Regions from separate parts of the Homo sapiens genome. Here all the other regions are linked to region 2. Evidence: chromatin contacts called from ENCODE Hi-C or POLR2A ChIA-PET data. All regions are on one chromosome and are shown on one strand. Each heading gives the region's core, a stretch centred on a gene start or an enhancer-like site at or near the end of the contact. The rest is flanking DNA. Distances are from core to core; before and after follow the strand shown.

Region 1 (5,760 bases), core at 1,632-4,131, 760 kb before region 2:
CCTGTAGTCCCAGCTACTTGGGAGGCTGAGGTGGGAGGATCGCTTGAGCCCAGGAGGTCGAGGCTGCAGTGAGCCGTGACTGGATCACTGAACTCCAGCCTGGGTGATAGAGTGAGACCCTGTCTCAAAACAAAACAAACAAACAACACCCCCAAAACTAAACCAAGAGAAAAGGGAGCTAAAAGCAAAATGAAAACCCCAAGCCCATGGAATGGGAATCGAAATATATTATAAATACATGAAATCAGACCACAGCTCTGGAGCTGTGTGGGTTCTCTCATACAGAGCTGGTGGCAATTTCTGTATTTGAATATAGAATTCTACAGGGCATTCCATAGTAATAAGGCTGTTTTAGACTCTGATGAACAAAAATTTGGCTTCAGAGTTAAATATCTAAAATAGGCTCGTTTCTCTGTAAAATGAAATGTAATCCCTTCAGTTCCTAGAGCAGGAAAATAAGGCATTTCTTGAAATTAAAATGAAGACAAGAAAGATTTATGCTTCCAAATGCTTTAGTAGCAATGTTTACTCTTAAACCCACACACATATACACTCAGACACACACACACGCGTGCACACACACGCACACAGACACACACACACAAGCTCATGCTGCATTGTGCTATGCATAGCAAGGTCTCTAGCAGAGGCCTTCTCTTGACCTTCTCCACCCCTCTGGCTGTGGCATGTCTGCTGGAGTGATGGCCATGTGCCTTAAGGTCTCTGTGTCATTCTAGAACGGCAAAGCAGGCACAGAAGGCAAATGCCACTTTTATGGCGGTTTCTGGGTCTCAATCGGATAGCACGACAAAGCCGTGTGTTCGAGTTGCTATAACCTGCTAACATGAAAGGCAGACGCAGGTGCTTAACTGCCTTACCGTGGTGGGAGAGGGGGGCGGGCCGTCCAGCTACACTACATGTCACACACAATCCAAAAGGGCGCTGGGCTGTGGAGGCTGTGCTGGGACGTTTGCTGAAGAGCAGAGAGCAGTGGCTTCTGTGCTACACAGGCTCGAGAGCTTCCCAAGAGGAGCTATTTAACAACTGGAGGCCAGGTCCACAGGAACGCACTTAATAGTCCTTATATTTCAAGATTAGGCACTCGGATTACAGTTTAAAATAATTCAGGCTAATTTTTCAGTAAGGTTAAATACACAAAAGCCACTGAAAAATAAACTTAAATAGGCTGAATACTGATTTCATCATGATCAAAATACCCAAGAAGCTAAATTAATTGGGGGAAAACGATCAAACCTCCTAAATAGCGCTGGCCTCCAACTGTGCAGTCAGGACAGAGCAAGGGTGGTCCATGGCCACAGCCATCCTGTGCCTCCAAGAGAAAAGAAGAGGCCACCAGACACTCCTGTGTGTCAGAGAACTGCCAGCAGAGACGCGAACTGGCCATCAATTCTAAAAACTTAAACCATTTATTAATGTTCGTAAAAAGCTTTTACAACTATTTTAGTGAAAACGGCTATTTAAAACCCAACCTTGAAATCTTAAACTAAAAGTGGTAGAGGCTATTTAGAGTCTAAAAGGGCAGTGGTAAGTGGTAAGAACTGATTTTCCCTAATCCGTAGCAGGCAGATGTGACGGTTTCAGTCCCAATCCTCCAGAGCGTCAGCTCATCTGAGAGGCCTCGGGACCGGTTGCTCTGGTCTGGGGCCTCCGTGGGTGGTTTCCTCAGGGGTGTTTGTGCAGTCTTATGACTTTCTTTTCTTCCTTATTTCCTTCCTGTCTGCTTTACTGCCTCCCCTTCTTGGTCTCAGACCATAATGTGTAACAAACATATATTTTTAAACATTATTTTAAAAGACACGGTCTCACTCTGCCGCCCAGGATGAAGTGCAGTGGCACAATCATAGCTCACTGCAGCCTTGAGCTCCTGGGCTCAAGGGATCTTCCAGCCTCATCCTCCTGGGTAGCTGCGACCACAAGTGCTTGCCACCGTGCCCGGCTAACTTGCTACTATTTTGTAGAGACGGGGTTTCACTATGTTTCCCAGGCTGGTCTCAAAACACCTGGGCTCAAGTGATCGTCTCTCGCCTTGGCCTCCCAAAGTGCTGGGATTACAGGTGTGAGCCACCACACCCAGCCTGAGGTTTATTTTTGTATTTATCTTATTCCTAGTTTAAAAGCAAATAATTATATTATTTCTTAGTTTTCTTACCGCATAATGAAAACATTAACTTAATTGACTGGCTATTTTCAACAGGCCAGTAGCACATAAAAGAAACCTGAGGAGATGGCCTGCTGCCTGGGGATGAACGTCTCCAGGTGCCCGTGCAGCTGGCCACACCACACGGTGACGAAGGAGGTGGCAGAATCCGCTGCAGGGATGCGGTGACGAAGGAAGTGGCAGAGTCCGCTGCAGGAGGGGAGGCCGGTGCAGAATTAAACAATCTGGACCTTTCCAAGTTGGCCAATAGGCTACTTGTGACTATACCGGTGATACCATAAAGAACAGGCCAGGCGCAGTGGCTCACGCCTGTAATCCCAGCACTTTGGGAGGCCGAGGCAGGCGGATCACGAGGTCAAGAGACCGAGACCATCCTGGCCAACACGGTGAAACCCCTCGTCTCTCCTAAAAATACAAAAATTAGCCGGGTGTGGTGGCTCACGCCTGTAGTCCCAGCTACTTGGGAGGCTGAGGCAGCAGAACTGCTTGAACCTGGGAGGCGGAGGCTGCAGTGAGCTGAGATTGTGCCACTGCACTCCAGCCTGGCAACAGAGCAAGAGAAAAAAAAAAAAAAAGAACTGAAGAAGAACCAACTGCAGACGGTAAGGTGATTTCCATCTAAGATATAACTAGACCAACAGAAAATAACTTAGTTGAAGGAACCGAAAGCCACAGAAGTATAATATCAGCAAAAGGAGCTGAGGAGCTGCAGGAACCCTGGCTCGATGGCCGGCCAGGACCCAGAAGGCCACAGCAAATGAGAGGGGGAGACTCGATAGCTCATTTGGAAAAAGCGATGGACTAGGATGGGAAGCCGTGGCTCCTCGACCCTGCAGACCCTGGCACTGAGTGATACCCGAGGCAACGCCATAGCCGTGACGAGGTCAGATGAAGACGTAGAACACCACAGAGGCTGCAAGAGTGTGGCCTTTCCCTGCATTCTTCCTGCAACATTTCTGTAAGCTTTTGAAGTTTTATCAAAAAGTTACCAAAAAATTTTTAAGTGCTATAATGAGTGACTTCTAATTCCACATAAATCATCCAACTTCCATAAGCAACTAGAAAACCAGGACAAATACCGTAAACAATTGTTTTTGGACACTGGGTGCTGGGTGTCACGGGCTTGTGATCCCTGAGAGAACGGAAATAAACAGCTGCCCTGTGTCCGGCTTGCAGGTAGTTTCAGGCAGTCCCAGGCCACAGTGCAGAGACGGGGAGCCCAGCACTTTCAGGGAACAGGAGACAGAGACTGGGGCTCCAGGGAGGCTGAGGTGGTGACAATTTGCAGGACAGAGCACTGGAGAGGGGAAAGCTTCCAAGGTCTGCAGGAGAGGCCCCTGGGGTCTTTGACTAAGTATTCATCTGCTCAAGGGTAGAGTGACAACCCATGAGGCAGAGAAAAAACAGCGGGAAGGCGGTAGGCCAAATGCCCAGAGCTCACAAAAGGGACTGAGAAGAGTTTACAGTCCCCAAAGAGAAAGGACTAAAATCAATGACCTCTGCTTCTACCTTAAGAAACTAGGATGAGAAGAGCAAATTAAACTCAAAGTAAGCAGAAGAAAGCAAGCTTTATTGATGAAAGCTCAATCAATCAAATGGAAAATGGACAAACAACAGAGAAAAACCAATGAAACCAAAAACTGATTCTTTGAAAAGTTCCCTTGAGCTAGAATGGCCATGAATAAGAAACCATTAACTAGAAGGGTTTTGAATGAGTCAAAAATTACTGCTATCAGAAAGGGAAGAAAAGTCTGGGTGTGGTGGCTCATGCCTGTAATCCCAGCACTTCAGGAGGCCAAGGCAGGAGGATCACTTGAACTGAGGAGTTAGAGACCAGCTTGGGCGACACACTGAGACTCTGTCTCTACAAAAAATTTAAAAATTAGCCGGGTGTGGTGGTGTGCACCTGTAGTCCCAGCTACTTCCAAGGCTGAGGTGGGAGGATTGCTTGAGCCCAGGAGTTGGAGGCTACAGTGAGCCGTGATCAGGTCACTGCATTCTAGTCTGGACAGAGTGAGACTGTCTTACAAAAACAAAAAACAGGTGCAGTGGCTCACGCTTGTAATCCCAGCACTTTGGGAGGCTGAGGCAGGAGGATCCCTTGAGCCCAGGAGTTCAAGACCAGCCTGGGCAACACAGGGAGACCCCATCTCTTATAAATAATTAAGTAAAGAAAGAAAAAAAAAATGGAAGAAGGGCCAGCACTGTAGCTCACCCAGACACCAGAGGATCCTGAAAGATAATGTCAGTCCTCCCCTAATTGCCTTGACAGGCATCAGTAAATCCAGCACCCTCTGCCCACGTGGGAGCTGCACAGACACAGTTTGGGGTGTACTGTGTACATCTCCAGATTTAAGATATTTGCTGAAGCTCGTTTTGTTACTTTCTAAACTGTGGTGTGGACCCGGGCACACCTGGAGTTCCTGGCATGCATACTCGTAACCGAGAACCAGCAGCTGGAGCGCGGTGGGGAGCGCCCGGCACGTACCTTGTAGGCGATGCTGTTGAGTACTTTCATGGCCACGTCCGAGACCTCTGGATAGGGGTCAGCAGCCAGGTGCAGCAGGACTCTCCAAATCTGAGTGTAAACACTGTTAAAGGAAACTCCTGAGAGAGAGAAATGGAAGATGTTTTAGTGGAAAGTAGCTGCCAATGAGGCTCCTAAGGCGGCTGCATTTTCTGAAACCCTAACCCTGGTATCAGAAGTGTTGCTTTAAAGAGCCGAGGTTACAGGAAGCCCCCATTTTGTTATTCTGGCAACGGGTCCCGAGATTCAAGAATCCTAGCTGATCACTAGGCTTGATCACATGGATTCATCTACTGAGGCCAAATCTTTCTAAAAGGAAAACTGCGTTGGAAAGGGTGTAACTTTCCTTGAAATGCCTCAGCGGATCGGAGGGCATGACCACACTCCCGGAGGAGCGTCTGATGTCACATCCTAGATTTCTAGGAGCTGCCGCAGCCCATGGGTAGTGGTGCATGTGGCATGGACGTCTGCACTGCACCAAGTTCAGCACGTGCTGCTGTGCACTGTGACCCAGGGAGTGCTTCCTGCCCACCTCCACGTGCTTCCTGTCCACCTCCAGGCACTGGCCCTGCTCTGAGATGCTAGGACTTCACGAAAGGTTGATGTGCTGTGACTTTTGTCCCTAAGCCTCTCCCGACTCACCCAACACTCAATGCAAGGTTCTGTGCTGCATACTCGGATACAAAGACAGACAAGGCAGGACCCAGCAGGGACTCAGACTCATTTATAAATAACACTGGTGAGTCGTGGGCATGGAGGGAAGCGCTGAGGCTTCGTCGGTGAGGATTCGTCGGTGCGGCTGCTCGGTCCTATTTAATTCCCCAGCAATCCTACAGGCAGGTGTTACCCCCAGCGTCGCCAAGGAAGGTGAGGCCCAGAGGATGAAGGATGTGAACGCACACCCATCAAACCTTTGAGCCATGCTACGTCCACGACAGCGTGCGGCCTCAGGGAGATGCAGGAAGGAGCGAGAGTGACTCCTTCTGTCAGCAGTGGGCTAGGAAGTGAAGGCCAGGAAGGCCTGGTGGAAGAGGCACGAAGGAGCTGGGCTTTG
Region 2 (5,312 bases), core at 539-3,038:
GGGAACAGAGCGAGACTCTGTCACACACACACACACACACACACACACACACACACAAAATAGCGGGGCGCGGTGGCTCACGCCTGTAATCCTAGCACTTTGGGAAGCCGAGGTGGGCGGATCATGAGGTCAAGAGATCAAGACCATCCTGGCCAACATGGTGAAACCCGGTCTATACTAAAAATACAGAAAATTAGCTGGGCGTGGTGGCGCGTGTCTGTAGTCCCAGCTATTTGGGAGGCTGAGGCAGGAGAATGGCGTGAACCTGGGCGACAGAACTTGCAGTGAGCTGAGATCGCGACACTGCACTCCAGCCTGGGCGAACCGAGCAAGACTCCGTCAAAAAAAAAAAAAAAAAAAAAAAAAAAAAAGGACAGAGCTGGCGCTCGTGGAAATACAATTTTCCCAAAGTTAAAAACATGATTCTCAACAGCATGAACTGCCCTTCAAAGATGATGGAGCTGCTTCAAAAGGCGTTAGAGGAGCTGGGTACGAAGAAGCACTTAAAGTGTCAGATAAGAAAGCGGTTAGTGGCTGCGCGTGGACACCTGTGGTCCCAGGTGCTCTGGAGGCTGAGGCGGGAGGATCGCCTGTGCTCGGGAGGTGGAGGCTGCAGTGAACCGAGATCGCGCCATGGCACTCCAGCCTGGGCGACAGGGCCAGACTGTCTCAAAACAAACAAACGAACAAACAAAAAGCAGGTTAAGATGCACAACTGGTTAAAGTTCTGCTGGGCAATTAAAAAATGATCCCGTCTGGGTTATCTTTGCTGCAGGACACGCATTAGCAGCACCGTCTACTGACAAGTGGCCTTCATTAAGAGCAAATTGCAGGCTCAGCATGTATTTTATTTATAACAGCTGCTTGCCGGGCACAGTGGCTCATGCCTGTAATCCCAGCACTTTGGGAGGCCAAGGCAGGCGGATCACCTGAGGCCCCGCAGTTCAAGACCAGCCAGGACAACCCTAACCCCCGCCTCCCCCAACCCCGTCTCTACAAAAAAATTTAAAAAATTAGCCGGGCGTGGTGGCGCGCGCCTGAGGTCCCAGCTACTCCAGAGGCTGAGGCGGAGGCTACAATGAACCCTGATCCTACCACTGCACTCCAGCCTGGGCGACGGAGCGAGACCCTGTCTCCAACTCACCAGGCAAACGGTGAAGACACACCCAGGCGCGTCCCCTAAGAGGGACGCCGGCTTCAGGGGCCCTGGCCCTCCCCAGCGCAGACCCGCCGGAGCCCAGCGCCGCGCCGGGGCCCACCACCGGCGGCCGTGAGGGTTTCCACTCGAATCTCCCCGGCGAGCTGGGCGCCTCCACTACGGGTCTGCGACGCAGTCCACCCACTGCGGGCCCGAGAGAGGACCCGTGCTCGTCATTTTTATTCGAGGCGGGGCTATCTGGGGACCCCGCCCGGAGCGGAGGCCCCTCGCGGCCCCAGCCTGTTTCCAGGGAATTCAGGTCCACACGCCGCTCAAAGAACCTCAGCGCCCCAGTCCGCGAAATCCCGCGGCCGGTACGAAACACCGCCAACTTTAGAAGTACCACCCCCTCCATCCCTTTCGTAAGGAACTGGGTGCCCCGCCCTCAACGAGATCCCGCGGGAACTGCATATGGCGCGAGAGCAGAAACACCTTACTTTTCCCTGCGGCAAACGCCCAGTTCCCTTTCACGTGACGAAGAGTGCCCCGTCCCCCAGAGGCGTGGCCGCGTCGCGCGTACGCACGTACGCACGTACGCACGCACGTCTCTCGCTTTCGCATACTTAAGGCGTCTGTTCTCGGCAGCGGCACAGCGAGGTCGGCAGCGGCACAGCGAGGTCGGCAGCGGCACAGCGAGGTCGGCAGCGGCACAGCGAGGTCGGCAGCGGCAGCGAGGTCGGCAGCGGCACAGCGAGGTCGGCAGCGGCAGCGAGGTCGGCAGCGGCGCGCGCTGTGCTCTTCCGCGGACTCTGAATCATGGCGACCACGGCCACGATGGCGACCTCGGGCTCGGCGCGAAAGCGGCTGCTCAAAGAGGAAGACATGACTAAAGTGGAATTCGAGACCAGCGAGGAGGTGGATGTGACCCCCACGTTCGACACCATGGGCCTGCGGGAGGACCTGCTGCGGGGCATCTACGCTTACGGTGAGCGGGCGCGGGCCGCGGGGGCCAGCCGGGGGCGAGTCGGGGGCGAGCCGGGGGCTGAGGGCCAGACTGGTGACTCCCGGGCCGGCCCTGCGCTCCGGAGGTCGTGGTCAGGGTCGAGGCTCGGGGGCCAGTGACGTCCGACCCCCACCCCCACCCCCGTCCTCGCCCTCACGCCTGGCTGTGTCGGCGCTTTCGGTGTGTGTCCCCCGTGCAGAGCTCGGCGCTGGGTCTGTCGGGGGCTGCAGCCGCTTCGAGGCACCTCAGCGTCCTTCATTCAGCAGATAACTGATTTCTACCTATTAGCTTTTCTAGGTACTGGGGTTTTGGCGGTAAACCGGAAGGGTTTGCGCCTTTACGGGTTTTGAATTTCGTTTGGGGGGAAAGCATACTGTCAGGTTGCCCAGGCAACCTGAAGAACCTGAAGCGGGGTAATTGAATAGAGTGGGACTGGGAAGGAGGAGAGAATTAGTAAAGCAGAGAGGTAAGGGGGTTCGCAGGAGGGGGTGCCATTTGAGCAGAGTTCTGGATGAAGGAGACTGTTATGAGAAGAGGGAAGAGCAGTTGGGGCAGAAGGAACAGCTGGTGCCAGGGCCTTGCAGCCCTTAGCCAGCTGCATTCCAGGAACTGAAAGAAGTCCCCTGTGGTGGGATTTTGGAGAGCTAGTCGGGGCAGATCTAGCAAAGACGTGTAGGGTGACGAATAATTTGAATTTCATTTAGAAATCTAGTGGGAAGCCAGTGGAAGGTTTTAAGTAGCTATGTGACACGATCACATTTACAGTTTTAAAGATTCTTCTGGGTGTCTGTAGATTTGAGGTGAGGCGAGGCAAGGCAGGAGAGGAAACAAGAGAGTTGGGAGCTTTTGCTGCAGTTCAGGGAAGAGAGGATTGTGCTGCCTTGGAGATGGAGTACCAGGGAGCTGACAGCATTGGCTGATGGATTGAACGTGAGTGACAGAAGGAGGAGAGTTGGAGTGTTTTGAGTAACCGGTGGTTGATGCTGCAAACATTTGGCTAGGTAGGCAGCACTCCAGAGAGTCAGAATCAGGAGCTGTCTCTTGGTATGTTTGAAAGATGTGAGGAAGTTGAGGGAGAGCCTGGAGAAGAGGTTGGGTTGGGCACATAGATGGGAATGACCAGCATCTGGGATAAATGGCCTGTGTTTAATGCTTGGGACAGGGACATTTTTTATCCTGTAGTTCTCTTCCTTTTCTTTCTTCCTTTTCCTTCTGACAGTCCTGCTCTTGTCACCAAGGCTGGAGTGTAGTGGCATGATCTCAGCTTATTGCAACTTCCACTTCTGGGGCTCAAGCGATTCCTTTGCCTCAGCCTCCCGAGTAGCTGGGATTATAGGTGTGGGCCACCACGTCCTACTAATTTTTGTATTTTTAGTAGGGAGGGGATTTTGCCATGTTGCCCAGGCTGGTCTTGAACTCCTGACCTCAGTGATCCACCAGCCTCAGCCTCCCAAAGTGATGGCATTACAGGTGTGAGCCACCCCACCTGGCCGTATCCTGTAGTTCTTGATGCCACAACAGTTTGGACAAAGTGAAGCGAAGTTGCTGAGGATGCGTGGTGAAAAAGCATCTCAGGCAGCCTCACAGTGAGGCTGACAGCCCCACCTGGTTTCCTGGCACTCAGGCAGTCCCTGCCCTAAGACACTGTTGTTAGTTTCCCATCTATGTGCTTGCTCTTCATGAAGAGTTTAAATCATCTGCTATATTTGCATTTGTGTTAAGATGGGAAATTGTGCTACATTTTCTTTTGTTTCTTATTTTTCGCTATGCCCCAGAACTGAGCAGAGCTACATTTAAGAGACTACCAAAAAATAATTGAAATAGAGTTTTTGTACATAAAATTTTATTTACTTGAAAAACACGTGGTTCTTCTTCAAAATAGCCTCACCCTTTGGTGTAGTAGTTGCTTTGCAAGAGAGATGGTGTGATGGTGTTGTAGTTAGTGAGCTGCATCCAGACAGAACAACATAGGACACCCTGCAGCGTGACCCACGCAGGTTAAACAGAGTTGTAGACCTGTCAGCAACACACAGACTTAATGCTAGCTAGTAGGAGAGAACAATGGCTAGAGTGACTTTCCTGTTTTTTTGTTGTTTTTTTTTTTAATTTAAAAAGTAGTATAGGTTGTTTGTAATCCAGTCAAACCTAAGGGAGTAATTAGAGTAAAAAGTAAGTTTCTTTCCACCCCTCTACTGCAGTAACTGCCAGGAACATTTTGGCACTTACACTTCCAGATGCTGCACACCCAGATTTTTTTTTTTTTTTAAACAAAACTGTTGTCTATATTCTACAATTTGGTGGTTTTTTAAAAATAGAGATTGGTCTTTACAAATAATATCCCACGTTAGTGTAGAAATCACTCAGCCCAATTCATTGAGCCCCTGGGTTTTGAGAGCTTGCTATGTTGAACACTGGGTTAGGCTGGAGGACAGGTTCAAAAAACAAACCATGTCTGCCCCTGAGGAGCTCACAGTACAGGGTTTCTATGCTGTCATTGTGGTGAGGGCTAATTTTTTGTTTTTATTTGCAGGTTTTGAAAAACCATCAGCAATCCAGCAACGAGCAATCAAGCAGATCATCAAAGGGAGAGATGTCATCGCACAGTAAGTTGTCCTGGGGTGCGGCGCAGGGCTGGATGTAAATTTGGGCAGCGCAGTGCAGTTAGATGCTCTGGGATGACTGTTTCCCTCAGCTTGTACACGCTCAGTTCCAACACTTTCCCTGACTTTAGCCACAGGGTTTAATACTTTTTTAAATTTGTGTTCTCTACTGTGGAAAGCTTTCATTTTCTTTTTGAGATGGAGTCTCGCTCTGTTGCCCAGGCTGGAGTGCAGTGGTGCCATCTCGGCTCACTGCAACCTTTGCCTCTCAGTTTCAAGCTATTCTCCTGCCTCACCCTCCCAAGTAGCTGGGATTACAGGCATGCACCACCATGCCCGACTAATTTTCATATTTTTAGTAGAGACGGGGGTTTCACCATGTTGGTCAGGCTGGTCTCAAACTCCTGACCTCAGGTGATCCACCCTCCTTGGCCTCCTAAAGTGCTGGGATTTCAGGCATGAGTTACTGCGCCCGGCCAAGGCTTTCATTTTCTTAGCCAGCTTTGCTTAGTGGTTTGCTGGCATGTGGAATTGTATATAACACAATTTCGGAAAAACAGACTGTGCTTTT
Region 3 (5,563 bases), core at 2,213-4,712, 690 kb before region 2:
CTCCCAATGGGCCCCTCTGCCGGCACCTCCCTCCAGGCCAGCTGCCCTGTGAGCTTTCTCGGAGGCTCTAACACAGCCCCCCTAAGCCTTTCTGTGGCTCTGGCCTTCTCGTGGTACCCCAGGCCTGGCACACCCCAGCACCTCTGACATCTCTAGCCCTGTGGCAGAGGGACAGCAGCTGCCTCTGACCGACCCCTGCTTTGTGTCAGCTGCTCTACAAGGACACTGTGAGGGAGACATGATCATGAGACTGTTTCACCCTAGAGAGACAGCCACGCGCCCAAGGCCGCAGAGCCACACGCTGAATTACAGACATCCTGCAGGTGCCCTGGCATCCAGCCGTACCCAACTTCTTTCCCAGTGCCAGGCACATAGCAGGCTTTCAATATGCATTGGCTAAATGAGAGTGAGGGCGAGCAGGAAAGCACCCTCTGTGCATGAGCAGCCCCGTGTGACTTTCGAGAAGGAGAGAGGGAAGAAAAGATCTGACCGGGAGCCATGAGCCTGGGCTCTGCTCCCAGCTCTGCTACCCACTAGCTCCGGCCCAGGGAGCGGCTGACCTGCCTGCCTCGCTGCCTCGCCCGGAGGATGAGGGCCTGACCAGGGAGCCCGTGTGGGAGGCTGCTTGGTGAAATTCAGCGTGTGGCTCTGGGGCTCTGGGCGCGTGGCTCTCTCTCTAGGATCCGTTTCACCATCTGTGAAATGGGCTTATGATCATGCCTCCCTCACAGCGTCCTCGTAGAGCGGCTGACACAAAGCAGGGGTCAGTCGGAGGCAGCTGCTGTGGCCCCGCCACAACATCCAACATGAACTCTCAACTGGAAGTGAATCATCACCTCGCTCTCAGCACAGCCACAGAACACAGTCTTGATCTCCGCGGATACAGGTTGAGTATCTCTTCTCTAAAATGCCTGGGACCGGAAGTGTTTTGGGTTTCCGATATTTTCAGGTTTTGGAATATTTGCATATACATAATGAGATATCAGGGGATGGGACCCAAGTCTAAGAGTAAACTCCATGTATGTTTCATATACCTCTTACACACACAGCCTGAAGCGAATTTTACACAATTTTGTGCATGAAACAAAGTTTGCGCCCGCAAGGTCGGGAGGGGAACTGTCCACCTGTGGCAGCGTGGTGGCCCTCACAGAGTTTCGGATTTTGGAACATTTTGGATTTTTGAATTAGGGACACTCAACCTTCGTCGTAGGGATGGAGGAAGGACAGCAATCCCTTCAGCCCTACTCTCCCTTTCTGCTAGAAATATGTTCCTTGTGGAAACCGAGTGATGATCAGTATACTGGATTCTGCTTCTAGCACTGCGCTCTCTTCTCCTGGGTAATTTTCTAAGAGACTCGAGGACTCTGTGTTATTTTTTAGGTTAATGACACTCCGTGCTGCCGTGTCAAAGGGCATATTTTCTCAATGTCTTAGTAAAGGACCAAAATGAGAATGAAAAATGTTAAAATCCAGAAAAAAAAGTAAAAGTTTAAGATGAACAAAGGGACTAAAGAGCAATTTTTCACTTTCAAATATATGAAATATATTTCAATTTTCCCAAGACTGGCCCTCTTTGCACAAACATGCCCTTCCCCTGCCAACAGAGTTAAGAAGCAATCAGGAGATAATCAAAAGGCCTCAAAGTACGTGCAATAAATAGCTCCCATATGCCCAGTAAATCCCCAGCTGCAGGCAAATGGTATTCAGCAGCATTGAGGGAGATTTTACTCTTTGTTAAGACAGAAGCAAAGTCAATTATTGCAATTAAACTCTATAAAGATTCCTCGAATTTAATCAAATAAAAAGTTTCTGCTTCAGGAGTTAGAAGAAAGTGTGTGCAAGTTAGGGGAGGTGGAGGCGAGAGGAGGGCAGAGAGGGTGTCCGGGCCGTGGGCCGAGCAGACCAGCGTGGCACCTGGTGTGGCCTCGGTCAGTGCTGGGCAAGGCGCCTTTGGAACCATGCCTCCCGGAAAGCCTATTCGCACGTTCTCCAAGGCCCTCGCTTGGTGTTGAAGGCCTGAACTGCACTGGAGACATCGCTCAGCACACCGGACAGGATGCCGCCCAGCAAAGCTGTGTCAGAGCCACGGGTGACAATCTCTCTCGGACACGTGACCCATGTTGCTGCAGTGGGACATGTGCTCCTAAAAGGCTGGGGGCCCACTTGGATCCAGCCCCGGGGTGGGAGGCGGGGACTGACCCAGCTCCACATTTCAGACCAGAAAAGCAGCCCCAGATGGTTCTGGTTTCACTGATGCACAGAGGCTCAGGAGGCTGCGGGGATGACACAAAGCCCAGGAGGAAGGGCTGTGGCTCGGCGCCCAGACGATGCACGGAGGCTGCTCGGGGCCGTCCGGCTACCCAGGGCTGTGGACTCGAGGCAGAGCTGTCTACATGAGAGGAGGAAAATAACTTTGTTCAAGTACTAATGAGAAGAAAGGATGTAAAAGAACGCCTACAAACCGCTGAAAGACAAGCGCTGGAACCCGATTATCAGCACACAGTGAAGCGGCCCTGAACCTCAAGCCACAGCTCGGCCTGGGCCCGAAGGACAGCCCCACTCAGAGCAAGGCAGGGAAGACGGAGGTACTGGGAGGAGCTTGCACCCTGGCACCGCCTGCTGAGCAAGCCAGAGGCCCTCTCGGGGCCGTGGGTGGTTTATTTATTTATTTATTTAACCAAATTACAGGGCCAGATTACCCATTAAATTCTAAAATCGCATGGCAACCTTTTGTTTTGTTTTGTTTTTTGAGACGGAGTCTCACTCTGTCACCTATGCTGGAGCGCAGTGGTGCGATCTTGGCTCACTGCAACCTCCGCCTCCCGGGTTCAAGTGATTCTCCTGCCTCGGTCTCCTGAGTAGCTGGGATTACAGGAATGTGCCACACGCCTGGCTAATTTTTGTATTTTTAGTAGAGACGGGGTTTCACCATGTTGGTCAGGCGGGTCTCGAACTCCTGACCTCAGGTGATCTGCCTGCCGTGGCCTCCCAAAGTGCTGGGATTACAGGCGTGAGCCATTGCACCCGGCCTGCACGGCAACCTTTTAAACAGCAGAACAACGGTATTCTCTAATGAACATTTATCTGTTGATTAAAACTGGCTGCATTTTCTACGGTAAAATCAACACACACTTGCAGCTCTAATTTGGGATTCCCAGCTAAAGACAAGTGGGAAAGTGGGTCCTACGTACACACGAGAGGCCATGGTGGTGGGCTTCGGCGGCAGCAGCCAGCCCTGTGAGGTTTGGCAGCACACGACAGCAGAAGGTGGGAGGGGACCGGGAAGGTGTCTGGATTAGCACTTCCCACAGCCTGCGATCAAGCTGCCTGGAGAAGCAGGGCTGGAGTGCTGGAGTGCAGATCTGAGGGGAGGAGGCTGTGATTAGCTGTGACCAGCTCATCTGCATCGTGGGCTCCTCCCCCCCAGCAGCTGGGGGCAGAGGGACTTTCTAAGCTGTTGGCTGTTCTGATGAGTCACTCGCCTGGAAAACATGTCATCCAGGCAAGAGCTGGGTTTTCAGGAAACAGCCCTGAGATGGCGGGTGCCCAGGAGGTGGGCTGGAGGAAAACCGTCCAAGTCCAAGTCCGCACAGCCTCCATCTGCGCTGATCAGTCAGAGCGCGCCCGCCCCGGGAACGGAAAGCACGGGTTATTACCGCAGAGAAACGCAGGGTTTCAGGACCCCTGAAATTGAAAGTGAAGGAGAATGACTCCCCGGTGACTTTGCATCAAACATTAAACAGAAAGCCGGCTCTGAGTATTCATTACTGCCGCGGCCTGAAGCAAAGTGTAAATGCAGATGACTTCATGTTTTAACCTCAATGTTTGTTAGGCTTTGTTCCCTCTTTCCTCTTGCTAAAAATTCAACCTCTCCATCACCACCCAAGGAGTATAATAGCTAGATTGTACATTATTTATTCCAAATGCTCTTTTCTGCTATCTTTCCTGTGTGCTCCCTGGGGATGTACACACTTTGGTCTATTGATGAGGGGAGGAGAGAGCTCTGGGCATTGTTTTCGTGGCAGACAGCCCTGCAGAGCCCCCGGTGATGCTCCCATGGTGAGGAGCCCACCTCCACAGCAGCTCAGTCCTCAGTTGCAGTTGGCAAAATCTAGTAACAGAGGAGAGCACGATTCTGTTTCTGAGCCGAATGTTCTCCGTCTGAGCGTCTGAAACCACTCCTCACTCCTTTGTGCCTCCCTCCCTGCCCTTGTTAAGGAACAGCATTGGAGCTGGGACATGCCACTCAAGGTGGAGGCCACATTCCCTCCCTCCCTGGATGAGGCTGGACCAGACACTGCCACAGGACAGGGGGGCGATGGGCATGTGAGCTCCAAGTCTGTCCCCCAGGCCTGAGCTGCCTCGTCCACTCCTCGCGGCCTTCCCACCTGCGGGAATGTTGCTCCAGTGGCCAGCACGAGCTTCCACGGGGGATGGAAGCCTCCAAGACAGGAGCCGCCTGCACCCTGACACCTGGGGCCACGGCAGCCTATGCTGCCTATGCTCACACATGCCCATTTGTAAAGCCCCTGGATCACGGGTTCCCAATGAATGGGTGTTTCAACTAGTACACCTAACTACCTCCAGGGAGAAAGGCAAACCATTCAATGGAGTTTTTCCACACTAACCCAGCCGGTGTCTCAAGAGCGGTGTTGGCTGCATGCCCTCCGTATCCACCTGGCTCAAGCCCTTATAGCCAGGCACCAACATCTTCCTCATCTCTGGCTCAGCATAAAGGCCCTCCACAATCAAGACCAGTACCAAGTCTGTGTGGTTACGCCTCCCTAAATCTGCAACATGGTAACATGGTGGAATGGACTGGCTTCTTGTTAAATTTTACTGTGTGCACAGTGATACACAGGGATACACGGTGACATACAGGCACACACAGGGATACACAGTGACACACAGGGATACATGGTGACACACAGGGATACACGGTGACACACAGGGATACACAGTGACACACAGGGATACATAGTGATACACAGGGATACACAGTGACACAGTGACACACAGGGATACACAGTGACACACAGGGATACATAGTGATACACAAGGATACACAGGGAGATGCTGCTGCCCTCTGTGGAAGTTCACTGTCATCAGAGATCTGACATCTCTGCCTCCAGAGCCTCGGCGGGATTCCGATGGACAGTGATAAAGTCATGCATGAAATTCATCACGAGCAGCAAGGACTGCTCATATCTAAGAAGGCCTGGGGTTTCCCAGTCTTCCAGAAGCCTCCCTCCTGTGTCCAGACTAGTAAACTCACTCGTGTTAAGGACGTGGTGAGAGTGTCTAAGAGTTAGAATTAGACTTCGAATGTTAACACGCCTAGGACAGAGTGGAGGTAAAATTCTGCAATAACGGACTCCACAGAATCAAATGCCTTATTGGAGGGGGATTTTCTCAGGGTGACATGGACTGAGGAATCGTCTCAGCCTCCGTGGGGAATGGAGAGGAGGCAGTGCTGGGGCCTGGTCTCTGGGCAGTGCAAGGGCAAGTACATGCCTTTCTGAAACCCGGGAAGGACGTGGAGCTAGTGCAAGCCAAACCTCTG
Region 4 (5,836 bases), core at 1-2,500, 590 kb before region 2:
GGTAGTTTATTCAAATATGTATTTATCAAGCCAAATCTATAGATCCTTCCTGAGCATCAATTTAACGTGAGGCATTCTTGACAGGTTTACATAACAAATGTAAAGTAAGCTTATGACAGTAGAAGAGAGGCTACAAGACAACACATGATTGTCAAGGCCGCTGTGTAGGAGATTGCCGTATGTGGTCAGCCAAGGAAGATTTCAGGCTGGGGGAAGCATTTGTGAAGAAAGGGGAACTTCAGTTGCACCCTGGAAGCTGCCTGTGCTAATGACACGTGTCTGTGAAATTCATTTAAGGTCATCAGCGGTAAGGGTTCTTAAATTTTTTATGCAGAGAAATCACTTTTCTTTTTACTGAAGCCTCCAAATTCTAGGACTCGGAGTTACGAAAGGTGCCAACAAAAAAGACCTTTATCTCCCCGTGCAAACCACAGAAAGGGATGGTGCATGGGCACAGAGAAGCAGCAAAAGCTTTGGCGGCCACATTCAGCTCAGCTGCGCAGACTAAAGATGGATGAAACGGCACAAATGTCCCACCAACTGTGAAATGTCACACAAACCAAAGGCGAGGGTGTCCACAGGCTGAGGCCTGCCAGGTACACGGGGCCGGGCTGGGCATCTCCTGCTGCCTGCTCCCCCTGGGGCTGCCCTCCCAGCACCCACTGGCAGGCGTGGACCTCATCCTCCATGGGCCTGTGTTTCCCCCCATTTCTCCCGTGACCTATTTCCTTTCTGGTTGGCAAGTCAGCTCGCCAGCCCACTCCAAGGGCCAGCCCTGCCCCCCCACCCTCTTAACCTCTCACAGTGGCTTCATTCTCCCCAGCGGGGCTTTGGGGATGGCCGTTCTGTGGATTCCAATTAAAGGGGTTTCTACTGTATGTTTTGGACGAACTCCCCTTCTGCTATAGACAGTGGAAATGGCAGCATTTCTGCTAAATGAAAAATGCACTTCTCCTTGGTCATTGTGGTGGTGGTGGAGTGAGTGTGGCGGGGGGGCGGGGGAGAAAAAGAGAGAGAAAGAATGAATATATGTGCTTCAACTATATTACACATTTCTTAACACCAGGGAGCAGATATTCTAATGTTTTGAAAACCTTCACAAGTATGGGTTCTTACAGCTTACTATAAATAAAGTATAAGGTACGCAAAACTGACTTTGGCCAACTTTTGTTAAAAAAGAGGAACTGAAAGTGTCCAGAGCACATGCAGAGAAGGGAAGTGGAAGGCAGCCCCCATGCCCAAGCCTGGAGTGGTGCGGGCTGGAAGGCACAGATTACCTGAAGACCTGCCATCAGGACAGCCGGCGTCTCACCTGTGTGCCTGAAGCCAGGTGTTCTGCAATGATCCTCCACCACCGCCCCCCTGCCGGAAAGCACTCAGGCTGGTGGTGGGTTTTTTTCCTCTAAAGAGAGTTACTGACATATCTGGGGAAAATTAAAGGCAGCTGGTGTAGTCATTTAGAGCCCAGAGAAATAAAGACCTCGGCATGGGGGCATCCATGAGTCCCCAGCGCAGCAGCCAGCGCCCCCTACTTCCCATCGAGCAAGGCCCTCTAGCCAACGCCTCCTGTCACAGACACGCAGTGATGGGCAGCTTCTCTTCATTCTTAAATATGACAAACAATAAAATCACCACATACCTCCAGTATGACAGAGAATAATCTAAATTAACCAAAGGAAAAAAAATTATGCTGGAGGAAACAGAGACAACTTAGAAAAGGGGAAAGCATCTTCTTCAAACCTAAAAATTAATATCACTTGAAAATTAATAAAGTTGTGACCTAACACATGTCAGCTCACGTCCCTACTGCCTACAAATGACAAAACTATGAGATTACAGGGGAAAGCACTTATGAAAATCATTGCTTGAAAGAGAAATACAGGCGAGCCTGAGCTCCTGTGGAATCGGCACCGCAGATCCCTCCTCTGAATCACAAATGCCATGACGACGGTGAGTCCGTGGAGAAGATTTGCAAACTCACACACACAAATTCCAATTTAGGAAACAGTGATTAAGAAACACACCTGTTGAGAGGTACCCAAAGAACTAACTGATGGTATTCAGCAATCACTACAACCACAACCTTCAGCAGGAGAACTGCCTTTTGCTGCAGAATTCCATGCCAGCCAAGCAGTGTGCCTGTCTACAAGAGTAGCAAAGAAATGAAGAAGATTTCAGAACATGAGTACTTTAGATCTGTGAGATATGCATTTAATATTTTTGAGGAAACTTGAAGATTCTAGACGTTAGTCATTTTTGGCAGAATTACAATATTTATTTGACATAAAATTTAGCTACGGGGATCAGTGCAGGAGGCCAATGTATCACCTATCAGTTTAAGTATAGGTTTTCACATTGGTAGGGGCGGGGGGCGGTTAAGTCACTGCAGCCTTGGGGAGGCTGTGGACCCAAGCAAGCTTCTCGCTGTGGCAGTGAGTGACCGTCGGACAGGTTTCTGTGCTTTGGGAGTGTACTGCTACAGGTGGCAGGACTGGACCACACAATTGTGTTTAGAGACACCACACAAACACGAGTTACTCGGAAGCATCCTGAGAAAAGCCTTGCAGAGTGCGGGGGAATAGTGGAGAAGTGAATTGTGCCCATGATCCATGGGCTGAACTTTTTTTTTTTTTAAGAGATGGGGTCTCACTCTATTGCCTAGGCTGAGGTGCAGTGGCACAATCACGGCTCACTGCAGCCTCCAGCTCTGAGCTCAAGCGACCCTTCCACCTTGGTCTCCAGAGTAGCTGGGATGACACATGCGTGCCACTACAGCTGGCTAACTTTTGTATTTTTTGTAGAGATGGGGTTTCGCTATGCTGCCCAGGCTGGTCTTGAACTCCTGAACTCAAGCCATCTGCCCACCTTGGCCTTCCAAAGTGCTGGGATTACAGGCGTGAGCCACCGCACCGGCCAGGGCTGAACTTTCATACAAGACTCTTCTGACACACAGCAACCTGCTCTCCAGGAAGTCATTCTCAGGCTATTTCCATGGCTCCCACCAAAAACTTGCCTATGCTCCAGCCCTAAACCAAAAGCAGATGGCTATGTGCAGAACAAGACTTACTGGGGCAGTGGAGCCCGTGCTGTCCCAGCAGAAGAAAGGCATTATTATCTTTACCGCCTGCCCAACTCGCTACTGGCCTCCCATTAAAAAGAGGAGAAACTCGCCTAGATTTGACTCCGGGCTTGACTGCCGTCTTCAGTGACGGTGAGCTGTGACTGCCCTTGAGAAATATCCTCTAGAAGAAACTGACGGACAAGACTTCATGGGCTCCGTTTCCAAGAGCATCTGTTTCTTTAAGACTTCACCTTCCTTTCTAGTTTACAGGCTAAGGATTTAGTATCCAGATAAAAGTTGTTAAAAAACATTTGAATTCTCTTTTTTTCTCTCTCTCCAACTCAGTCAATACATATACTGTGTACGATGACTATAAATATTCCTCTTATGGCATTTATCTGGATGGAGGTGGCAGACTTATCAAGAACATCTACTCATCCACTGCAAGGAGTAACAGGGCTACCACTGGAAGAGTGAAAATTGCCTAAAATTCCATATCTACACTATCGATAATGGATGTGGTTAGAATGATGACATTACCCAGGTAATGTGGCTGATGGTCCTCATTGGATCATCTCACAGCCACCCCCAAGTCCACTCCCTTTAGTCACCCCTCAACCACACCTGGGGTGCTACGTGACCTGGCTCTGGCCAACTCGGTCTAAAGCGAAGTCTGCTTGTTGCAGTCATCCCTCAATATCCACAGGGCATTGGTTCCTAGACCCCCATGGATGCCAAAATCTGCCAATGCACAGATATAAAATGGTGTGGTGCTTGCATATAACCCACACACAGACTTTGGTGTGCTTCAAATCATCTCTACTTATAACATCTACTACCATGTGAATGCTGTAAACGTAGTTGTTATACTATATTGTTTAGGGAACAATGGTGAGAAGAAGTGTACATGTCCAGTACAATGCAATTTTTTTTCCCCGAATGTCTTGGAGCCACAGTTAGTTGACTCCAAGGATGTGGAAGCCACAGATACAGAGGGCGGGCTGTTCTTCCTTATAAAGAGACAGCTGTGGCCAGCACTGCCCCTTCCCCATTTCCTCCTGCCTCCCAAGCAGATGAAACACCTGCAGATGTGGTGGGCATATTGCAAACATGAGGATAAAGCCAGTCGGCTAAGGATGCCTGGTCCCCAGTGGCACTGCTGAAAAGTCATCATTTGCCTCAGAGACCTTATTAGTGAAAAAGACAAACTGCTATTTGATTAAAACCCAGTAATGAGATTTTTCATTACTTCCACTGCTTCAAATACTGATGGTCTCAGACTGCCAAACATCCTTTCTTAGGGCAGTGCTTGAGGATTTCCCCTAGGAGAACAAAGGAGAAAATCGAGAGAGGGGAAGAAGTGGGATCTAGACACAGGGACGGATCCTGGAGAATTACAAAGGGGAGCCAGCTGACGCCGGGGAGCAGGCCACAGGCACGATCGGCTGAGCGAGGCAGGAGAGCTTGGAAGATGTGAGGGGAGAGGGCGCCTTCTGTGCTCTCCGCTCTCCTTGTGGATCTATCAGTGGAGGAAGTGGTAACGATAGGTAATTCAAGAAGAAAAGAGGAAATGTCCAGGAAAAGCAAACAAACGAAAACAGTTATAAAAATGGAAATCACAGTACTCTAGCCACTGAGCGAGCAATATTTATGTGGTCATAATCAGGTACAAGGTTTAATGCTTGTCTTCCTATAGAATCAATCTCCACTCAAGCACAGAGGTGTTAATCGTGGTCAGAGAACGAAAGACAATCACAGAAAGTGCAGATAACAGAAGCTGTAAAAGAAAAAAGGCAGAAGAAAGTACAAGGAAGCTAAGAGCCTTGAAAATGGAAGAAATGAGCTATTACTGATAAAACTAGAAATAAAAGCATAAGGATATTACTTGAAACCACAAAGTTTACAAAGTATAAAGAAACCCAATAGAGTGAATAAGAGGGAACGCAAGAAGGCGTCGTGAGTGACGCAGCCTCTTCAATCTAGAATTTTCTCTTTAGAATTCACTACTGAATACAAATAACACATAGGAATTTAAACCAGCATGTAATCTACACATAATTGACTTCTTTGCTAACAGGCTTCCACATCGTTTCTCCCTTCTTTAAACAGAACTTAATGGCAGCTCTGTTCTTGGTTTGTACCCTAAGACAAAGCCCACTGATAATCTAAAAACGACAAATCAAGAAGCAGTGGTCTCAGCATGTCATCTACAGGGAAGGAGACACCCTCCAGAAGAACTAGAAATGGAAACAGGGGAAGGAGGTGCCTTTGGTCATAGAGTCTCAGCAGAGAAAGCGTGGGGCCAGGGACTACTTTATTCATCATAAACCTTCTGTATTATTTGATTTTTCAAACCATGGCATATACTAATTTGGTAAAATATACTTATTTATAAAAGAAGACTGAAAGCGGAGAGACTTGAATATTATCCTTAATTTTTAAATTACAAAGAAATATGACACAATAAAAATATAAGAAGGATTACTGAGTGACAGATATGTCATTTTCCGGCTCTGATGGTTTGAAGTGTGTGCAATACTGTATCTGTGCTTTGATGAAGTCGTCTTCTACTCTACCTACAGCACTCCTCTGAGAGAGAAGTAAACAATAAATAAACCTCCTGGTCCCAGGACAAGCACTGTGCCACTAAGAATATGAAAGCTGATCACCATCTCTTAAAATTTATGTCACTCATATTTGTGTTAATGTTTATTATTTGGAGGCTTTCTGGTCCAAATAACCATTTTCTTGCATTATATTTAATCAATTGTTTAT
Region 5 (5,441 bases), core at 2,215-4,714, 890 kb before region 2:
TGTGGCACCCGTCTCCTCGAAGCACGGCTGCGGCCCCGCCAGGCTGGCTTCCCCACCAGCTGCTAGAGTGACCAGCCAGGGCCAAGAGCCTCGGCACAAGGAAGGCCATGGCCACGTCTGCAACAGGGACTCCTCCTCCTCCCCAGATGCTCTCTCAACCTCACATATTCTAGGACAGGCTGTGGGCCAATGGCACTATGCCCAGAGAAGGTGGTGGAGCCGCCACACTCCAGGTCATGGGTCACCTGGGAGCCAGGGCTTCTCTGCGGACACGAGACCTTGAGGAAAACACCCACCTGACATTCTCCTGGCATTCCAGGAGACACAGCCAGCCAGGGAGCCAGCCCCTCAGCACACAGGGATGCACGGGGCTTCCCCAAGAGGGCTGCAGCTTCAGTAGCCTTAATTCCAAAGGCCACCGGGGGAGGCAGATTCCAGCACTCCATCCCTCCATCTGGGCCACTACCCAGGGCAACCTGAGCAAGCGCTGGGCCCGGGCTCCTGTGGAGGAAGGGGTCTTCCGCGCCTTGCCCTCCCAACACCTGCAGGGCCCAGCCCACGCAGTGCCCCCAGAAGGTCTGAGATTATGTTCTCGGCAAACACCGGGAAGCCGTTCCACTCCCCTCCCCTTCATCTTCCATGAAATTCCCCGAGGACACAGCTCCCAAGGGAATGGAGCCACCAGAAAAGAGGTCAAAGTCTGCGTTACGGATTCTTACGGGGAAGAAAATCAAAACTGCACTTTTTATTCTCGCATTTTTAATCACCAAGGCCAAGGACAAGCGTCCTCCTTTGCCAAGGCAAACACCACTCAGAACTGCAGTTAAGGCGATGCAATGTCCAAACCAAACCAAACAGCTGAGCCGCATCGCGGGTGACACTAAGCAGGCCACAGCACAGCCGTTCCAAGAGGCACTGCCAGGGCTCTGCAAGCCGCCAACCCAGGCACAGGAGCGGCCCCGGGAAGGGATGCCAGAGGCAGCACCGTCCCAGGAGAGGACAGAGCTCAGCACTGCCTGGACCGGCTGGACCGGCCCAGGAGTGCACACCGGTGGCCTCAGCGGTCTCCTGACTATGTCTCCATGTGGGCTGAGTTTCTGCCTGGCTGACATTGCCAAAAGCTGCCCAACCAGTACCGGCACTACCAAGGCACCTTGAGCTCCCCAGTGACAAAGCACAAAAAGGTCTCAAAGACTCAGCAGTCAGGCTCCCGGAGTGGCAGCAGGAGCCACCTACCTACAAAACCAACCCCGCCTGTGTGCAGCAGCAGCAGCGCAAGCCTGTCACCAGGGCAAAGCCTTTCCAGAGTGGATCGACCCTTCAGACACCTGCGGCCCACCGCGTCCTGCCGTGCTAAATCAAATCATCAACCGCCACATCTTCACTTGGGAAAATCACCAATTAACCCACCCGTGGAAGACAAAACGCAGAACCTGTGTGTTTCACGTGCTCCAGACCAGCTGGTCTGCGTCCACAGGGGCTCAAAGTCCCCAAACACTCAGTCCTAAGAGTTTTCCTGCCAGCAGATTTCACTTAGACCTGCAGATAAATTACAGCTTCACCTAGGTGAAGGCCTACTGCCCGGTTAGGAGAGTTTTATTAAGGACGATCACGGGGTCGGTCCCCCAGAGCAAAACCACTCCATGTACTCACCCCCTGCCAACTCTCACCACGAAAGTTCCTGCTTTCTGGTTTCAGCGCAGAAGGAGAAAAAATAGGAAAAAGGTTCCGCTGGTACTTCTCTTCCACCCTCTGCAATCACAAACAAGTCGTAATGGAGCTAATGACTAATAATTTAATAAACCTCCCTCCCTTGACAACATGTGCTTCCACAGAGCAACAAGGCCAGAACCGTATGCCACAGACTCTGTGAAACCAAACCTAACAACCCCAGGGCCTGTGCCTTTCCCAAGCCGACTCCTCAGGTCACCCTGAATCCTGTTTCCCAGTGGCTCCGACGTGGCTTTAGGACTCATCTAGTCGACCGCACACCCGCCTTCAGAAACCTTCCAGACTGACGCGGCCCCAACTTCACAAGCTTTATTGAAAGCTGTATTCAAGTGCAATCGGCCCCCTGCACTCCAGCTGGAACCAGAGGGGCCACCCCTGAAGCCTCCATCTGGCTCTCCCAAGCCTGAGAGCTAAGAGGGCTTCCCAGGCCCCTGGCCAGGCACGCCTTGGCCGCCTACCACAATCAGAAACAGTTACTCTGCCGGGCAGGGTGCAAGCCGGTTAGGAAACATGAACCAGCGACTGCCGGGTAAATACCCACTCCACTCATCGCCCAGCCTGTCACTGAACCTGCAGACAGTTTTGAAACAAAGCACATCTGTAAGAGATCGCCCAGGACCCAGGGACACCCAGAGCAGGGGTTTCTCCTCTGAGAAAATGCTCCCCGGCAGCTGCCGGGCTCAGGCGTGGGGGTCTGGACCGAGAACGGATGCTGAAGAAAGAGAAAACCAAGGGCCTGTTTGTCGGTATCCCAGCCACAAAAACGACTGGGGAGGGGGCGGCAGGGGAGGCTTCCAGCGGTGCTCTGCGGCCCTTGGATGTGAACCTGTCATTTCGCAGACGAGAACGTGGATGCCACTCTTAACACATCTGAAGCAAAGGCAGGCACGTCAGCCTCCTACACAATTAGTCTTCTCTCTCCGCGGTTACATAAGATGATAGATTATCCGTCCACCCATCCAGCCTGCCCGCGCTCCGACCTCCCACCTTAGGCCCCAGCATGGGCGCCGGGCAGGAGTTGTGGGAAGGGAAAGCCTGTTGAGAATGAAGTGCCCGAGGCTCGCGCAACCGCGCCTGGAGGAGCCCCACGGTGCCACCGCGCCGACCGCGGCCTTCAGACAGCCCCCATGCCGTCCTGGCCGCCGCAACCCCTGGGCCCGCCGCCCCCGCCGCCCCGGCCCTGCCCGGGTGTGCTACGACCCCGACCGGTCCGAGGGCTTCCGGGGCCCGGCGCGCGGCTCCGTTCCCGCCGACGCCAAGGCGAGCGCGCGGGGGCCGAGCAGGGCCGTCGGAGCGGGGAGTGCTCCCCGGGCCTGGGGCTGGGGACTGACCGGGCCGCGGCGCGCATGGGATGGGGGGGCCCGGGCGGGGGTGGCCACCTGTGAGCGGCCGGCGCCGGGCTCACCACCCCAGCAGCCCGGGTCCCGGGTGGCCGCGCCGGGAAGACCCCCAAAGTCCCAGCCTCCTGGCCCGGCGCGCGGCCCCGGGGCCGCCCTGGTCGGGCTCGGGCGCGCGGGCGGCGCGCGACCCAGGCGCACACGGAGCGGGCTCAGCTCGGCGCCGGGGGGCGCTCACCTTATAGACATTTTCCGTGAGCCGGTGCATCTCCTCTGAGCGAGACAGAGACATGGTCCTGGGTCCCGGCTGCACCACAGACCGGAGCGGGGGACGCAAGCGGCGGCAGCAGCGGCGGTAACGGCAGCAGGACGGAGACGAAAGCGGACCCGAACCACAGAGCCCGGCGTCCGGCGGCGGCCACCTTTATAGCCGCCTCAGGCCCCGCCCCGCGGCAGTCCCCGCCCCTGCGTCCCGCCCCCGTTGCGCCCGCATCACCGCCCCCGACCACCCGCCCCCGCCCGGCGCTGCCGCTGCTAGGCAACCGCCAGGCCCCGCCCCCGCACCGCCCTTTCCATTGGTGGGTTCCGGAGAAGGGGGAGGGGGGCGGGATCGGAGGTGGGGCCTAGTGGCCGACTCCAGGCAGCGATTGGTCTGCGGCGGCGTCGATCCTGGGGGAGGAGAGGGGAGGCGCGGCGCGGGCTGGGGCCCTGGGAGCAGCCTGAGGGGGCCCGGGCAACAGCCGGGCTGGGGGCGGGGAGGCGGGGGCGGGGTGGCGCAGGAAGAAGGAGCAGAAGGTGCGGGGAGGAGAGCGGGGGGCGCCGGCGGCAGCGCGCGTGGAGGCGGCACTTCGCGAAGTGGCACTTCGGGGCGGGCGGCCCGCCGGGTCGCGGCCTGGCGCTGCGGGGCGGGGAGCGGCTCGGACGCAGGACGCCGCGGGCCGGGCTTACAGGTGGGAGAGGCCCCGACCCCGCCGCTTCGCAGGTAAGCCCGCCGGGCGGGCGGCGACCCCCCGGCCGGCCCCTCGGGGCAGAGAGGAGAACCCTGGGGGAGGGGGTGCTGCAGGAGGACCCTGGAGAGAGCTCGGCCCTGGAGTGGGGGACGACTTGGAGAAGGAGGATTTCGGGGGAGCATCGTGAGGAGAGGACTTGGAGGGAGGATCCTGCAGAAGGTGAACTCTGGGGAGGACCCCAGACAGGCAGACAGCGCTTGGGGGCTTGGGGCCGGGATTCTGGAGAGGGGAGGACCCTGGGAGAGGAGGGTTGGGGAAGAGGATCTTGGAGGAGGGCCCTGGGAAGGAGGATCTGGAGAGGGGACAGGGGAGTGTCCTGCTGGAAGGCCTGGGGACAGGGCGACCCTTAGGGACGGGGAGGACCCTCCTGCCGTCAGAAGATTCTCGTTGGAGGCAGTTTACTGAGAGAGAGAGGTCTCGGGAAGGAAGGGTCGAGGGCAGTAGGAAACGAGGGGCCCGGAGGACTCTCATGCGGTGGAAAGCCCTAGGGGGTGGGGGAACCTTGTAGGAGGAATGGAGGAGTCAGAGCTGCCTCCAATTTTTAGGAAGGGTCCTGCTTAAGGGTCCTCCCAAGGGGAGATTCTGCCGGGGAAGCTGGCCGAGTTGGCACACAGGTCTCCCGGTACAATTCCCGTGGAGAAATATTTACATAAATTAGGCTAACATAGAGGAATTATTTGTTTTACGTTGTGAAACACCAGATCTGAGCGTTTCCGTTTAATGAAACCTCTCAGTCTCCCAGCCTCCCATCCCTGCAAAATCATTCATTCATTCATTCCTTCAACGAGTCAGGCCCCTGGGGGAGACGCAGTTGTGCTGGCTGGCCGGCAGATCCCCAGACTGGCACGGGCTCAGGCCGATGGAAAGACCAGGGAAGTAAGATTCAGGAAGCATTGCCTCCCTCCCACCACAGCCCCGCGCCTCCTCTCCTCCGGCTGAATTTCCTTCCAGCTACTGGCCCTGGCTGCTTCCTTTTTCTTTATTGTCTCCAGTGTTTGGGGGTAGATCCCTGTGTATTTATTTTCTAGGATTCTTTTGGTGGTAAATGACAGAAAGCTCGCTCAAACTGGCCCTAACAAATGAGGGCATTTACCTGAAGGTAGGAGCATCTCCACTGACCCTGACCCCCTTCTTCTAGGCCAGCTTCCTGCTGTGTTCCCTGCACCCACCGATCTCACACGCAGCCCTAGGACAGACGTCCACTGGCCTGAGTTGGGTCTGGGGCCAACACGGAGCAGGTGGGGGTAGAGCAGCTCTGCTCGCCTGGAGGAAAGTTGAATGGCTGGAACCAAGATGACAGATGGAGGCTGGCAGGCAAACACGGGAGGCCTCCTCACTCCAAGAGGGGAGTCAGCCTGGGGAC

What was found. Hi-C counts contacts between places; a loop is a spot of excess contacts on that map. ChIA-PET counts read pairs that join two places held with the same protein, here RNA polymerase II (POLR2A). Pooled maps may share reads with other maps.
Region 1: a pooled map shows a loop between it and region 2 (7-fold over the local background). The contact joins the enhancer-like site here to the promoter of EIF4A3 in region 2. A Hi-C loop is called at or near these places in 1 of 37 single-sample maps with no recorded cell type and 4 of 50 pooled maps. POLR2A ChIA-PET finds 5 or more read pairs at or near these places in 1 of 52 experiments (activated CD4-positive, alpha-beta T cell).
Region 3: a loop to region 2 is called in a pooled map, with 9 times the contacts of the local background. The contact joins the enhancer-like site here to the promoter of EIF4A3 in region 2. A Hi-C loop is called at or near these places in 1 of 37 single-sample maps with no recorded cell type and 6 of 50 pooled maps. POLR2A ChIA-PET finds 5 or more read pairs at or near these places in 1 of 52 experiments (MCF 10A).
Region 4: a loop to region 2 is called in a pooled map, with 6 times the contacts of the local background. The contact joins the enhancer-like site here to the promoter of EIF4A3 in region 2. A Hi-C loop is called at or near these places in 4 of 50 pooled maps. POLR2A ChIA-PET finds 5 or more read pairs at or near these places in 3 of 52 experiments (OCI-LY7, PC-9 and T-cell).
Region 5: a loop to region 2 is called in a pooled map, with 11 times the contacts of the local background. The contact joins the promoter of BAIAP2 here to the promoter of EIF4A3 in region 2. A Hi-C loop is called at or near these places in 6 of 50 pooled maps.

Annotation. Positions count from the first base shown.
Region 1 is chr17:80,907,837-80,913,596 of GRCh38, reverse strand. It overlaps RPTOR (regulatory associated protein of MTOR complex 1), which reads right to left. Exons shown (of 34, transcript NM_020761.3): 21 at 4,668-4,786. Among named protein-coding and RNA genes, the nearest start is that of CHMP6, 81 kb to the left of the region's middle. RefSeq lists enhancers at 1,848-1,897, 2,666-2,855, 2,976-3,205. Within about 2 kb of position 2,881, at least 2 of the 41 ENCODE cell types and tissues checked have a DNase peak (open chromatin) inside an H3K27ac peak, as active enhancers do.
Region 2 is chr17:80,143,604-80,148,915 of GRCh38, reverse strand. It overlaps EIF4A3 (eukaryotic translation initiation factor 4A3), which reads left to right and starts at 1,788. Exons shown (of 12, transcript NM_014740.4): 1 at 1,788-2,123; 2 at 4,672-4,744. The coding sequence starts at 1,955. RefSeq lists enhancers at 1-419, 420-1,133, 1,134-1,846, 1,847-2,561 and silencers at 1,130-1,319, 2,160-2,209.
Region 3 is chr17:80,831,175-80,836,737 of GRCh38, reverse strand. All of the region lies in intron 9 of RPTOR (regulatory associated protein of MTOR complex 1), which reads right to left. Among named protein-coding and RNA genes, the nearest start is that of CHMP6, 160 kb to the left of the region's middle. RefSeq lists enhancers at 1,803-2,574, 3,344-3,653, 4,120-4,892 and a silencer at 3,299-3,515. Within about 2 kb of position 3,462, at least 41 of the 41 ENCODE cell types and tissues checked have a DNase peak (open chromatin) inside an H3K27ac peak, as active enhancers do.
Region 4 is chr17:80,732,970-80,738,805 of GRCh38, reverse strand. All of the region lies in intron 5 of RPTOR (regulatory associated protein of MTOR complex 1), which reads right to left. Among named protein-coding and RNA genes, the nearest start is that of RPTOR, 190 kb to the right of the region's middle. RefSeq lists enhancers at 1,262-1,311, 1,362-1,411. Within about 2 kb of position 1,250, at least 6 of the 41 ENCODE cell types and tissues checked have a DNase peak (open chromatin) inside an H3K27ac peak, as active enhancers do; they include OCI-LY7, where a contact is called at or near this core.
Region 5 is chr17:81,033,174-81,038,614 of GRCh38, reverse strand. BAIAP2 (BAR/IMD domain containing adaptor protein 2) reads right to left here and starts at 3,464. Exons shown (of 14, transcript NM_001144888.2): 1 at 3,307-3,464. The coding sequence starts at 3,360. BAIAP2-DT (BAIAP2 divergent transcript) reads left to right here and starts at 3,896. Exons shown (of 2, transcript NR_026857.1): 1 at 3,896-4,050; 2 at 5,217-5,441. RefSeq lists enhancers at 1,049-1,601, 2,652-3,647 and a silencer at 3,519-3,828.